2 separate regions of the Homo sapiens genome follow, and region 1 is linked to region 2. A link is a contact called in ENCODE Hi-C or POLR2A ChIA-PET data. All regions are on one chromosome and are shown on one strand. The core of a region is the stretch at or near the end of the contact, and the rest is flanking DNA. Distances in the headings are between cores, read along the strand shown. Region 1 overlaps BMPER (BMP binding endothelial regulator). Region 2 overlaps BMPER (BMP binding endothelial regulator).

The links. A loop is a pair of places that touch in the nucleus more often than their neighbours do. ChIA-PET counts read pairs that join two places held with the same protein, here RNA polymerase II (POLR2A). Pooled maps may share reads with other maps.
Region 1: a map of gastrocnemius medialis shows a loop between it and region 2 (6-fold over the local background). The contact joins two enhancer-like sites. A Hi-C loop is called at or near these places in 6 of 168 maps with a recorded cell type or tissue (A673, IMR-90, MCF 10A and 3 more) and 7 of 50 pooled maps. POLR2A ChIA-PET finds 5 or more read pairs at or near these places in 1 of 52 experiments (H1).

Annotation. Positions count from the first base shown.
Region 1 is chr7:34,131,753-34,138,897 of GRCh38, forward strand. All of the region lies in intron 13 of BMPER (BMP binding endothelial regulator), which reads left to right. Among named protein-coding and RNA genes, the nearest start is that of BMPER, 230 kb to the left of the region's middle. Within about 2 kb of position 4,384, at least 2 of the 41 ENCODE cell types and tissues checked have a DNase peak (open chromatin) inside an H3K27ac peak, as active enhancers do; they include gastrocnemius medialis and psoas muscle, where a contact is called at or near this core.
Region 2 is chr7:34,094,491-34,101,411 of GRCh38, forward strand. The region is part of intron 13 of BMPER (BMP binding endothelial regulator); the gene reads left to right. Among named protein-coding and RNA genes, the nearest start is that of BMPER, 190 kb to the left of the region's middle. Within about 2 kb of position 1,786, at least 12 of the 41 ENCODE cell types and tissues checked have a DNase peak (open chromatin) inside an H3K27ac peak, as active enhancers do; they include gastrocnemius medialis and psoas muscle, where a contact is called at or near this core.

The DNA of each region.
Region 1 (7,145 bases), core at 3,134-5,633, 40 kb after region 2:
TGCCAATGGGAAGACTAGAGACAATGCTGGGGCTGGCATCCCGGGGGATGGCACCCTAGGGTGATAGGAAAGAAAGAACAAAGTTCAATTCCTGCACATCCTTCAAACTCTGAACTTCAGTGGGGCTGGAGATGGAATGCTGCAATTTCTGTTTTGCTTAGTCCTCTAACCATTTCCATTTCTGTGCATGGATGAATTTTGCTCTTTTCTTTAGGGATTCGTTGGGGGAAGGGGAGAATACAGATTTTCATTTACCTTCTGAGAACCCTAAGGGAGAGATTAGGCAAGGAAAGGAGAATGTGGAAAGGGGTAATAATGTGCCCAAGATAACACAATTGAGGTTCAATCTTGGTGTGGTGATCACTTACCTTGCTGCCTCTTCGAGTAGATTATGCCGTGGGACAATTGTGTAGGCATGTTTTCTTCTCCTCTAGGGCCCAGACATGAGAAGCAACATTGAAGAAGGCATTTGCTCTCAAGTGCCAGCCCTGTACTTACTGGAGCCTGAGAGCTAGTGCCCCCTTAATATGTTGCCCTCAAGACTCCTCCTTGAGTGTTGCCTGGCCCAGTTCTGCCCTGCTCTCCCCACCACACCCCAAAGGCCCCAGGATCGAAGCCAGTTCTGCCCTGCTCTCCCCACCACACCCCAAAGGCCCCAGGATCGAAGCCAGTTCTGCCCTGCTCTCCCTACCACGCCCCAAAGGCCTCCGGATCGAAGCCAGGTTCTTCTTTCTTTCTGCATTTCCCACAATGCCCAGCCCACAGGTTGCACACAGCGGATATTCTCTTGGTGTTTGTTGAGGGGACTAGAACAATTTCAAAGACGGTATGTATCTATGTTGGGAGTAGAATTATGATGAGATGAGCTCACCAAAAAGGAGACAGTGAGTTTCTTTGGGGTAAAGATCCCTCTCTCATTTCTGGGCTGGGGGCTTTTAAAATACATATACTACCTAGTTTTGGGGCTAGCTGAGCCCTGGGCAAGTTCATATCTTGACAGAATCACAGAATATTAGTACTGTGGAGACCCCATCACTTTACAAACTAAGAATCAGGCTTACCCCAAGACGTGGCTGAATATTGGCAACACGCTGATACTTTTGGTCCCTGATGGTATTACCACCTCAGACTTGGTAGATGTGAAATGTGTATATTGAAATGTGTATATTGCTCTCTGACATAGAGCTCCTGAAACTGTGTAGGTAAGGGCACTAGGGAAATCTTTTTTTTAAATTTGAATTTGGTCTCTGACCCCAGTTCCTGATACAGAGCTCCTAAGACCTTTGCAATTAATTTCCTGAATGGTAGGAGTGAGAGATGCAGAGCTTCTAAATCCTTTGTAATTTACTTGGTGATAGGAGCATCTTTTGTTCTAATGAGATGATCCTTGGGGGGCTCCTGGACAGCCTCAGGATGGAGAGGGGCTCCATTGCTAGAGGAACCAACCATGTAATTAGAGGGTTGGACTTTCAGCCTCTCCCTCTAGCCTCCAAGGAGGGGAGAGGGGCTGAAAGTTGAGTTGATCACCAATGGCTGGTGATATAATTAATCAGGTCTATGTAATGGCACCTCCACGAAAACCCCAAAGGTCAGGGTTTGGGGAGCTTCTGGATAGCTAAACACACAGGGGTTCTGGAAGGTGGTGTGCCTGGGTTCTGGAAGGTGGTGTGCCTGGAGAGGGCACAGAAGCTCTGAATCCCTTCCTACACCCTCACCCTGTGCATCTCTTCCATCTGGCTGTGCATCTGTATCCTTGGTAACAGCCTTTGTAATCAACTGGGCAACTTAAGTGTTTCCCTGAGTCCTGTGAGTCACTCCAGCAAATTAACTGGATCCAAGAAGGGGGTTGTGGAAACTCCGATTTATAAACCGGTTGGTCAGAAGCACAGGCCACAACCTGGGACTGTGATTGATATCTAAAGTGGGGAGCAGTGCTGTGGGACTGGGACCTTTGCTGTGGGATCTGACGCTAACTCCAGTAGATAGTGTCAGAATTGAGTTAAATTTCAGGACATCTAGTTGGTGTCCGCTGGAGAACTAGTGGTTAGTGGGGAGAAGTCCCTACATGTTTTGGTGACCGAAGCTTTCTGTGTTGAGTCAGCGTGTGGAAGCAGGAAAAACAGTTTAGTTTTTCCTTTAGTGGTAAAGAATGTTTCTCTTCTGCTTAGGTGAAGGATTCCGACTCTCTTGTACTTGAGATTCTTTTTAGAGACAAAAAAATATGTGACGTTCGATGTAGTACATAGGTGAAATGAGATTTCGTGAAAAAGATAAAAAAGATTGAAAAAGGTGGACGGAGCAGAGGCTTCTTCCTGGTGGTGGCCCATCTCGCCCTGCCCTTTCCAGAAGCCTGCCTCAGATGCACTCACCCTTCTTGGCAGGCATCAGGGGTAGGTGTTTAGGATTACACAGGGGTTTAGTTCACCAGCCTTACAATTGTTTTACAGTAAGCATGACGGTGATGAATTGAGCACAAGTTTAAGAGAAGAGTGATTGATTTTCTGCCAAGCACCATTTTTATGTTCTTTTTTATCAGCCAGCCTCCAAAAAGGTGAGTTGTTTGATTTAGAAGCAAATGCTGGAGTAAGAATTATGGTTACTTCATGCAGTAACTCTCGGCCACTAGAGGGGGGTCGTGACCAAGCTTCCCTCTCCCTGGCCAGCTCCTGAGACCATCTTGCAAGATTTGCCGGGCTCTGCTAGGATGGGGCCCAAAGTGAAATGAGGCGTTATCTCTAGAAGAGTGACAATTCAGCAAAAGTCTGTTAATCATGGTCAGTTTTTCCCTCCGTGAAGCCAGTGTTTCCTACTTGAGCAAAGATAGCTTAACTTCCCAACAGGAGTATTTCTAAGGGTTACTGGTTATATAGTCTCTGGCTTTGGGCTCCTTAAAGATGTGGCCCCTGGGTATAGAGAAAATAGCAAAATGGTGCACATCCCTTCCCCGTTATTAGATGGGCGAGAATTTAACTGTGGGCATGAAGATTATACTCTTCACATATGGTCTGATATATGGCCTTATCAAGGGAGAAAATATTTTAGATTCCATACATGCGTGATAGCTGTTTGGTCACTGTTAAAAGCGTACCTCTACTAAAAGCAAGTATGTGGAGCTTCTTCCAAAGCTGGCATCCATGAAAAATCCTAAGAATTGCTACTTCCTTAAAGGAGGTCTCTGTGTCCACAGATGCCTACATTATTCCACAAAAACAATCCATAGCTTCAGAAGAGGGTCAGAGGTGAATGATCATTTCTGGAGCTCCTGTGTGCTGCTGTGCACGTAATGCCATTCACCTCCTGGGGAAAGTTAGGAGGATTTAAAAATAAATATTTTTAGTAATTGGAGAGCGTCTAAATTAGGTAAAAAGTGTTGGAATGTATAAGTAAGCAATGTATATAAGGTAGGGACAGTGGGCAGGCAATCAAGTAAGAGATTCACTGTGAATCATGAACAAAAATGGTTTGGTAGGTTTTTCTCTTGTTAATTTGGTTGTTGGATTTTTGTTCTTGACAAGCCGGGAAGCAAGCAGTTGACAGGGAGGGAGGAACACAGAAGGCAGGAAGATGAAAATACAAGGCTGAGCAGGGGAGCGCAGGAAGGTAACTGAAGAGTCCTTATGAGCAGGGACACATTGAGTGATTCTGTGTGGCTCCTGATGTCAGACCTGAGAGTTAACTGGAGATTATGAGGATTTGGATCCCTAGAAGAAAGAAATGTCATAACCAGCAGATCTGCTGAGCTGCCCTGCAGGAAAACCAGCCCCCTGTCCTGTGAGGTCTCAGGAAGAGGCTGCATGATTCTCTGTCAGGGACTTTTTTTGCTTTGTATTGTTTTTGATATTGGGAGGTTGACCACATGACTATCAAATCTAAGATCTGGTGGTTTGGAAATTCTGTGCCTCTACTCAGGCACCTCCCTTAGCCTAGAATTTCCTTTTTCTCATTCATAATAGTCTTTATGTCATTTGGAGTTTGGTTCTTAGTATTTGCACAATCCTGTTTTCTTGGAGGAGCCCATCTCTGTTAGCCTCTGTACCTTGTTTAGTGCCTGAAACAAACAGAGCTCCATGAGTGCCTTCTTTTCACTGAGGAGTGGGCTAACAATTTAACTTGAGTATAGGGGGATGAGGGGAGAATTTGGGAAAGCTGAACCGGAGATAACTTTTATATCTACAACCAGAGAAACAGGCTGGACTCCCGTTCCAGGTATCCTCCTGCCCTGTCTCCCCAGATGAAGGTTATGAAATCCACAAGCTAATGAAAATGCCTGGACTTGCTGTTCTGTCCTGGCAACCCCAGGCAGCCATAGAACCTGGAATATTCTCAACAATATTTAAGCCAGCATGGACAGTAGCCACAGGGATGCCAAACTGGGGCTGGCCCAGGAAAGCCGTGGACAGAGCAGCAGGAGCTCCCTGCTGGCTGGCCCAGCAGGCTAGCCCTGCCCTTTCATTGACAGCTCAATAAAACAGCCTCACAGTTCCCAGGATTGAAGCTTCTGGCCGTGTTTTTCATGTGACAGTGGTGTTTTTTGTACCCCTTCGATGGAAGGATAAGAATGAGTGTGTGAACGTGCCTGTATAGGGCTGAGGAAAAGAGCGTGATATTGGATGACATTGTTTTCATAGGTATAATGTGACATGGATGTGCCTTCCTACCTTGGCTACTACCTTTAGTTGTCTCCATGCAACTCAGATTAGGGAAATTAGGGCAGGATTTCAAGGATTAAAATGTGAGTTTTTTAATAGGCTTATGGTAGCTAACCACACTTCTGCTCACTCAGCTAGGACTCTGTCTTCCCTATCTTCTCCCTCCCCTGTTTTCCATTGATGCCCAGGTACCAATAAACCTAAGATGCCTTCACTCACTTCTATGACCTTCCTAGATATGTGGAACAAGGAAAGCCATATGACCAAATGGTGGTTTTCTTGCTATCTTCCTTGCACTGTTGCGTTCTGCCTTGATCCTGCCATTGCTCCCAGGAAAGCTGACCTTCAGATTGACAAACATTGTCCAGCTGAAGACCCTTTGTGGTGGCAGAGAAAACAGCCAGAACGCTGGATATCTGGCTCCGAGGTGGAGCTGGCACCTGTCACTCCTGGCTTGCCCTTCTGTTCTCCAAGAAGCAGTGTGGAGGGTGCCCAGTGGGTAATACATCTGTCGTTCAAAACTGTGCCTGGGAAGCAGAGGCACTTGCCTCTGTCTGACAGGCATGGCCCTTGTGCCAGAGAAAGCAGAGAGCAGAGGGGAAACCACTCGGATATGCTGTTGCTAGGAAGCATAGATGTGTTTGATGTTTTGATTTTAGCAGTATTGGAGGTTTGCCTTTTTAATAACATGAAAAACTATAGGTTTTTCTTATATCAAATATGTGCTTTATTGAAAATGTGTGGTTAAAGCAGAATCCTCTCATCAAATCCTTTTTTTCCACCAGTCATTAAATTAAAAAAAATTCCTCTGGAGACAGGAGAGGAGTGCAATAAGTTCAAAATGAAAATGACAGCAGAAAGGTTCTTGCAGAAGCAGCTTAGTTCAGAGGCTGTTATGGCCAACAGCTCCCGTGGCCTTGGCCGTATTAAGCAGTGGCCACAGAGTGGGAGCAAGGATGGAATTCATGTCCTTCAGATATCAGTGTCCAGCTGTCCAATCCTGTGGAAGCTGGGAAAAGGTCATGAGGTTACTCTCTTTCACTCTTTGAATGATTCACTGAATATTTACTGAGCTGTGTGTTCACGGCACTGTGCTGGGGGGCTAGATAAGCCAGACACAGTCCTTGTCCCCCGGAAAGAAAAGAGATGATGTTTCAAAGGATCTGTGCAATAAGAAAGGTATGAAGGACATGGGACCCTATAGGGAGTGGCTAACTTTTTTGGGGCCACTTGGCAAGCACCACTGAGGAATTTGAATTAAGTCTTAAAGGATAGACATTAGATTTTTCCAGTGGAAAAGACCTGGAAGTACCTTCCAGTCAGGAATAGCCAGGTGGATGGAAGTCCAAGGGTTGATGGGACATTCTATGATTTGGTAAAAGAATGAGTGGGGAAGAAAGAAATGGAGTTAGAAAAGTAGGCTGAAGTCTAGGCTGCTAGGAACCTTGAATTTGATGCCAAGAACTTTGAATTTTTTTTGTAGGTGCCCAATCAGAGGTGAGCTTGATCCTAATCTCAGTATACCTATAAATCCCTCTAGGAGGACAGAAATGGATTCCCTGGCGCTAATGGAGCTGCACTCTTGGCAGCACCATCTAATAGCACTCTCTTCAGTGATGGTAGTGTTCTCAATCCACTCTGTCCAATATGGGGGCCATTGGCACCTGCTGCCATTGAACATTTGAAATGTGGCTAATGATACTGACAAACTGAACTTGTAATTTTATTTAATGGTAATTAACTTAAATTCCAATTTAAATAACCACATGTGTCTAATGGTTTCTGGTGTAGAGTTTTCAGGAGGCAGTAGCTGTAGTTTGATGCGGGAAAATAGTTCTGAAGGCTTCTCTGCAGATGAGTTGTGTTTAATTGGATTTCAGGGAGGGAACTGACCACAGGTCAGTTCTGATCCCACTACCGTGCCGAGTGCTATGAGGAACAGGGTTAAAACATGCCTTCAAGGAGTCATTGAAACATGACACACAAACATCAAACATTGAGAGAAGGGAGGTAGTGGATGTGTGACAAAGCGCTGCCCAGCCTGGTGCCAGCTCCCTGGGCCCCTGCAGCAGCTCTGGGCCTTCTCTTGCCCTATTGTGGCACTGAGCAGCTGTGTTAACCACACAGAACAAGAGTCCTACCTGAACCCTGAACCTCTTGGCTGCCAGGCAAGATGCCAGGAGTGGGGCAGATGAATCAGGAAACCATTTCTAGATACATTAATTTGAAGCTCCTGTGACAGACAGTATGCTTTAAGGGGATTGCAGGGGCCTGATTCCTTTGTTATTTTGCCAATTCCGTTACAATAGAAACCAGTCAGGCAGGCACTCTTCACCTGCAGAGCTTTCCTGGAAAAGCTCAGAGTAATGCAACCTGTGTTTTCCCACTGGAGCACACTGGGCAGCCGTGTTTCCTGACCAACTCACCATCAAACAGAACATAAATGTGACAGAACAATGTCATGACAGCAGAGGTACCAAAGCCATAAATCTCAGT
Region 2 (6,921 bases), core at 536-3,035:
AGCAGGTCCCACACTGGACAGGGCAAGGCCTGTTTGAAGGCCGCCATGACTGCTGCTTTTAGAAAAGGACAAGTACAATGGTACGAATGAGTGTGGTACAGGTGTCAAGTTGGTTTTGCAGCCAGACTGCCTGGGTCAACTTCTGAGCTCCTTAACTTGCAAGCCCTTGCTGTTAGGCAGGCGAGCTCACCCACTGAAGCCCCTGATTATTCCCCCATGTGTAAAAGGGGATGCGGAGAGGACCTACCCCATTGCTATGAGGGTTTGTGTGAGGGTTGCATCAGTCATTCCAGATAAGGCACGTATCCAGGCCTGGTACAGAGCAAATGCTCAGTCAAGGTCAATTTCATTATTAATATAATTTTATTATAGAAGCCTGTTCTGTGTGGTGTTTACCTACCTTCAGAACGTCCTATGCCATCTGGTGCCAGTACTTGAAGAGGTTTTCTTCTTTATTTTACATGGTCATTGCTAGACTCGTTCGGAATAACTTCTTCCCATTCTGTGCAGAAATTGATACTGTTTCCTAAAATGAAACAAAAATAAAAATAAACACAAACACTTTGGAATGAGTTAAAATTTCCATAATGCACTTTTCATAAATTCTTTCAATGGATAAGATTGAACTGAAGGGGAAGGTGCAGAAAAGATAATTAATTCCATAAGATGAATATACAACTCTGAACTTGAGAAATAATCAACTCGCCCTCAGTGTGCTTTACAGGGTGGAGGCTGAGAAGGAGCTCAGGTGTCTTGTTTTGTTGTTTGTAGGGGTAGAATTCAGGCTGTAGGAAAAGAAGAAATACATGACAAATTTTAACTTTTTTCATGCTCATCTTCCTTGCCTTTGTAAACAGTAATATGAGTATAATTTAATTTTATGTGATAATTCAAAGTTAATGTTGGCGTGTCAGTTGCAGTTAGGACCACCTTTCCTAGAAGACCCTTGAAAGGGGAAGGGACTTCTGAGATCTCCTTGGTATTTCTATCTTTAAGCTTATGTCTTTTCGTTTTAGCTTCCCTTTGCCCTATTGCCTTCTCCTCATTGGATGGAGAAAATAATGTTAGTTCATTTTGTATGCAAATGAAATATTGAAAGATTCTGAAAGAAGACTCAAAGTTCTCTCCTCTGAGAAAAGTGAAAGAACTTGAGGACATGAGCTGTATTTTTTCCCTTTTCCCAGGAGTTATCAGACAGCTCAGAGCCAAGTTTATGACCCATTTCTATCCAATATACAGAACTTCCAGGCATGATTTTTTTTAGTTAACCTCAAGCCTGGTTTTATTTTTATCTTTCCTGTTTCTTTCCTCTCATTCACATTGCATTTTATTTTATTCTGCATGTAGTTTTGTAAGCTGACTTAAATCCTTTCTGGAACAAGTTGGAGAGTAAGTGACAGTGGCCATTGGCAAAGGATCTAACGCTTCTGAATTTCCTTTTTTTTTTTCATTATGAAATAGAGATAATATCTTCACCCAACAGGTTCTCATGAGGCTGGATGAGGTTTCCCTTGTAAATCCCAGATGGAATGACCAAGGTGTCTCTTTCTCCTCGTCACATCACCAGCAAGGCCTAGTGGCTCTTGTGCGAACAGGCCTGAGTGCTGTGGTATCAGGTCGCCCTTTGAAAAATCAGGATATCCACCTGGGTGCCAGAACTCCTTGCAAGCAAGAGGACCTGGGGTGGGTGTCCTCAGAGGTGGCCCTGTGTGGGCTGGTTTCCATCAGGCCACATACAGATTGGTTGGAGCTTTGATGCATTATGAGGCCAGCATCATGACTCAGTGAAACCACATGGGCAGGCACAGCATCTTGTGAAATCAGCTGGTGTTCTGGCAGCAGCAGGGGCCTCTCAGAGAAGGCACACTGGCCTCTGTGCTGTTTTGGGAGCAGTATCAGGGCTTTGGGCTTGGGCTCAGAGCTGTGCTGGGTTTGACGGCCATCCAGGACTCTGTCCGTTTCCCAATCAACTTGGCAAAAATTAAAATTGATGGGGGCATGTGCAAATACGAAATAGGAGTGGAGGCTTTTGCATTCCTGGACACTCCAACACATTGTACTCTGTTTATTCGGAAATCTGAGACTCAGTCTCATTTTTCTTCTGACTTGGCAAGTAAAAGGAGCAGCAGGGTTGCTGCACTGTCCATGACACTTGCACACAGAGATGGAGCAGTTGTGTAGCCGAGACCAGATATTCAGAAGTGTACACATTAAAAAAAAAGACTTGGGGGTTGGCAGTTTTATTAAGGAAGAAAGTGCTGAGAAAATTATACTAGTGTATCCAAAGGCATCTTTTCTAGATTAATGGTCAATTATTCATGTCTAGGAGTCCAATGAAATCAATCAATAAATTAAAATAGGCACATCTTACCTATTACCAAAAAAGAGCATAGATTCTTTTACAGTTGTGATTGATTGATTAAATAAGACACCAGGCACTGTTCAAGGTGCTGGAATTCTAAAGGAGTCCTCCAGGGAATGAGAAAGGAGTCCTCTAGCTCACAGAGCTTGCAGGGCATGTTAATGAATGAGCAAAACAAGTTAACAGGAATGTCGAGAGAGAGGGTTGTGTTTTCTGATAGAGGATATGCTGGATGCTATGAGAAACGTACTCTGCCTGGGGGCTGGCTTCCTGGAGGAGGTGACTTCTAGGCCAAAACCAAAAGCATATGTAGGGTTTAGCTGGACAAAAAGAGGAGCAGGAGGCTGGGGAAGAGAACAAAGGAAAATATTCCAGCCACTGAAGACTTCATGTTCACAGCCATGGAGGCTAGGGAGAGCCTGGCACAGGCAGCTGAGAGACTGTTCTGTGAGGTGGTGCCATAGACTTCAGGGTGTGTGGACAGGAAATTAGAAAGCAAAAGCAGAGGCCAAATTATTACAGTTTCATGCACCAGCATTCACCAGACATGGAGGGGGCACGCTGCAGTGTTTTCCACCATTAACTATGGGCAGGTTATACTGAGCAGGGGTTTAGTAAAGCTCAGGACTCTTCATTTGCTCATCATTCATTTATTTCTCAAGTAGTTTGTTATACCTATTACATAGCCTATGTGTTAGGTCCATAGTTCTCAAGCTTTAGCATGAAATGGAATCACCTACAGAGCTGATTCAGTGGGTCTAGGTGGGGCTTGAAAATTTGCATTTCTAACAAGTTCCCAGGTTGATGCTGGGGTTCAGGAACCACATCTTGAGAATCATTGTGCCAGGTGAGGAAATTATAAGAACAGTCCAGGATCATGTGGGTGCCCAGATTCCTTTGGGTCACCAAGAGGACTTAATTTTCTGAGTCCCTGTTCACTCAAAGACTTTTTTTGAGTCTTTGAATGAACAGGGCTTAGGTTTCTTCTGTGCAATCAATTGCTAAACATTAGAGACAAGAATCCAAAGTAGGTCCCTGGTTAAAAGGGTTAGGAGCTAATCTTATGCACACCTAGATAGACCAAAGTGGTGATTTGAGCTCGGTGGCATTTTCTTGGCCTGTAGTAGTTTAAAGTATACCCTGATTTTTTTTTCGAAGAAAAAGGGCACTGGTTTTACTGCCTCCTCGTTCATGAAGTCATGCCCAGAGAAAGTGCTGGACTTACTTGGCTGGGTCATATGGGAAGCCAGAATTAGAATCCAGAGTCAAAGTTCTCCTGGTCGCTGAGATGCTTTCCATAGAGACGCCAGTGTGGGGAACCACCCTGGTAACTTTTAGATGAATTATCCAGGACCCAGTAAGGGAGGGAGGAGAAAACACTGGATACAATGCAGCTTTGTTGCTGGACAGAAATGAAGCCCAGTATTCCTGTGCAGAGCTGCCCAAATTCTCTCCCACCATGCACAGGAGGGAGAGGCCCAGAGCCAGGAGTACAGGCCCATGCATCCAGAACAGCCAACAGGATGTATCTGTAAAAATCTGCTTCCTTTTTACTGGCTTCAGGCTTTTAAAGAGTCTGGTCAATGGGCACAGATTGTAGGGAAATATGTGATTTTCAAGGAAATGGGGAAATCTGGTGACGATACTGGAATTAATAATTCTTTTAACATGAAAGAGTTGTTCTTTATGATCCTTACCATCTTACCTAGTGTTTGGAGTTTAAAGGAGGGAGAGAGAGAGGGTGAACTGGTTTCTTCATTGTATCCCCAGCAAATGGCCCATCTGCGAGCATGAAGGTAGATGCATTTGAACTGCTGAAAGAACCTGGGCCAGAAGACCTTTCAGAACCCCTGAAAGCTTTTCCATATGAAGAGGAAACCAGGAAATTGAAGTCTTCATTTTGTCTTTGTGATCAAAGCCAGGGAGGAAGGATATTAAGCAGATACTGACCCGTAGTTTTGTGGCCACTACTAGAATTTATTGACATACATAGCAACTAAGGACTGCAGGACAGCTGAGTTTGGTATTTACTTCAAGAGAATAAAAGATCAGATGTCTGAAAACAGAGGGCTATATTGCTATAATGAGCCCATTGCCTTTGATAACAGGAGGTAATGACAGTCATGTTAGCTGGCATTGATTGAACATGTGCGATGTGCCTGGAAGTCTGGGAAGCCTGATTTGTATTCCAGTGCCAATAATAATGTACAGAACAATCATAAGGCCAGGAGTAAGAGCTTACACTTTTGAGTGCTCACTATGTGCCTGGCAGCAGCTAAGGGCTTTCCCTGCAGGTGTTGTTCCCCGTGTGGATGAGGAAACTGAGCTACAGGAGTTACCAACATTGTCCAAGGTAACCAGGCAAGAAAGAGGCAGAGCCAGGATTTGAAACCAAATCTGTTTGACCCGGGCAGCACTTGTGCTTTTGACCATTACCACCATAATCTGGTAATAGCTCTTGCTGGCAAGCCATCCTCACCCCCAAATTTTCTGTGTTTTCTAAACTATGCTAAAACACCAGGAATTTGCAAATATTTCTTGTGCTATAATGTATTTTCATTTTGAAGGATTTTTTTTCTTGTAAAAGATTTTTGTCTTTTCAACAAAATTTTCTGTTTAGTTCTATTTTGACAAAATTGTCAAAATTATTTGGAAATAATATGCTGTGGTTTATGTTGACTGAATTTTTAAATAAACCGATTTTATCCGCCTTTTAAGGAGAAATTTATGGATTTCGAAATGGTGGCCATTCTCTACTCACATTTTTGTTTCTGGTCCACAGTATTAATTCTTAAGATAATACACATTCATGTGTGACCCTGCTATAGAAGGCTGAATTCATCATGGAATTAGGATTTTTAATTCCAATGTCATGTGCTTATAAACTATTTCTTTCCTTTTCATCTTTTGCTTTCAAGGACCACTTAGTAACAGTTTCTAAAGAAAGAAACTGATTTTTTTTTCACATCTTGCTTAAGATGTTCTCAATTGATGTGTTATTAGCAACTCAGTGATTCTTGACTTTTGAGAAGTCACAGTTTGTTTTTTTTTTCATTGTTTGTTTTTTTGAGATTCTGAGAGAGTTGAGTCTCCTTTTCCCGGAAAAATGCACTCCTACCTTTGCCTACAACAGGGGATTCTCTGCCTGGGGTGCAGGTCAGTGGACACCAGGTCAAGAAATTCTGTTTCCTTCCTCCCTCCCTCCCTCTCTCTCTTCAACTGTTATATAAATATTTTTTGAGCCCTATTAAATGCTAGGCACTGTGCTCTGTGTTACGATTACAGGGGTGAGATAAACAGCATGATTCCTGTCTTCATGGAGTTTATAGTCCAGTTAATGAAGAAGACATTCAACCAATATCCTCAGAAATAAACATGTATCTATGCTATGATATGTATGCTAAGAAGGAAAACAATTTGTTGTGTAAGAAGATCTTATACAGGAGGGTCAGACCTACTATGCGTATGTGTGTGGGGAGGGGAAAAGCAGATGAATCAGAGAAGGACCTCCATGAGAAAATGACATCTGGGCTGAGCTAAAAAGGATGGGTAGGAGGCAGTTGGCCCAGAGGCAGGAGGAATGGGTCTGGCCAGGGAGTGTTGTACTGCATTCGTGCACCTCCAAAGTGCCGACGCAGCCAACCCCTTCTGCTGCCTGTGCACCCATCCCAAAGGCTCTGTGTGCTTCCTGTGCTGTACTCTTCCAGCATAATAAGATCAATTTCACAGAATCTCACCTGTCTATGATTCATTCATGTGAGGGGTCAAATCATTTTTCCCCTGAAGACAGATCCCTCTTGTGGAGTTTTAAAGTGGATTTTCTCTTTGCTCTCAAAGGGATTCCATGTTACTGGACTCATTATATCTGGTGCAGTGGCCTTAGGTTCCAATAACTGTTCTAGTTTATTTGACTTGCTATGATAAGCTCAGAGTCAGGGCCATGTTCCTTTGCAGAATACATCTGGGGTGAGGAGGATACACTTGCTACCCACGTATACACACAGAGACACACATGCTCAGACATGTCCACACTCCCCAGCACACATTCCGTAATGTCACCACACTGGCATGAGGTTTAGATCCTTACTATTCAAATCGCCACTCTTGGACCTGCAGCTTCATTAGCTTGTTAGAAATGCAGACTCCCAGGCCCCACCCCAGGCCCCCTGATCAGAATCTGCAAATTTGACAAGGTCCGGACATGATCTTTGTACACACTAAAGTTTGAGAAGTGCTGGGTTGGTTTTCTCCATTTCTAGTCTGGCCTAGTCTGTGTTGTTGAATAGTTTAGTCCAAATGCTTCCACTTAAGGCTTGGGATCACATTGACACTTTTAATTATCTATATTTTAATAGAAGCATCACGACGTTTTTTTCCCATGCTGGAGAAAGGAGTCCAGGTAACTGTTTAGTGGAATAGATGGAATGTGATTCTAATGTGCAACAGATGTGTGTTCCTGCAGGGAGCAAAGGCACACCAGTCTCAGGTGTACGGCACCCCTCATTTCTGCAAAAGGCATTTCACTTCTTCACGGACTGTCACCTGTGTGTCACTGGCAT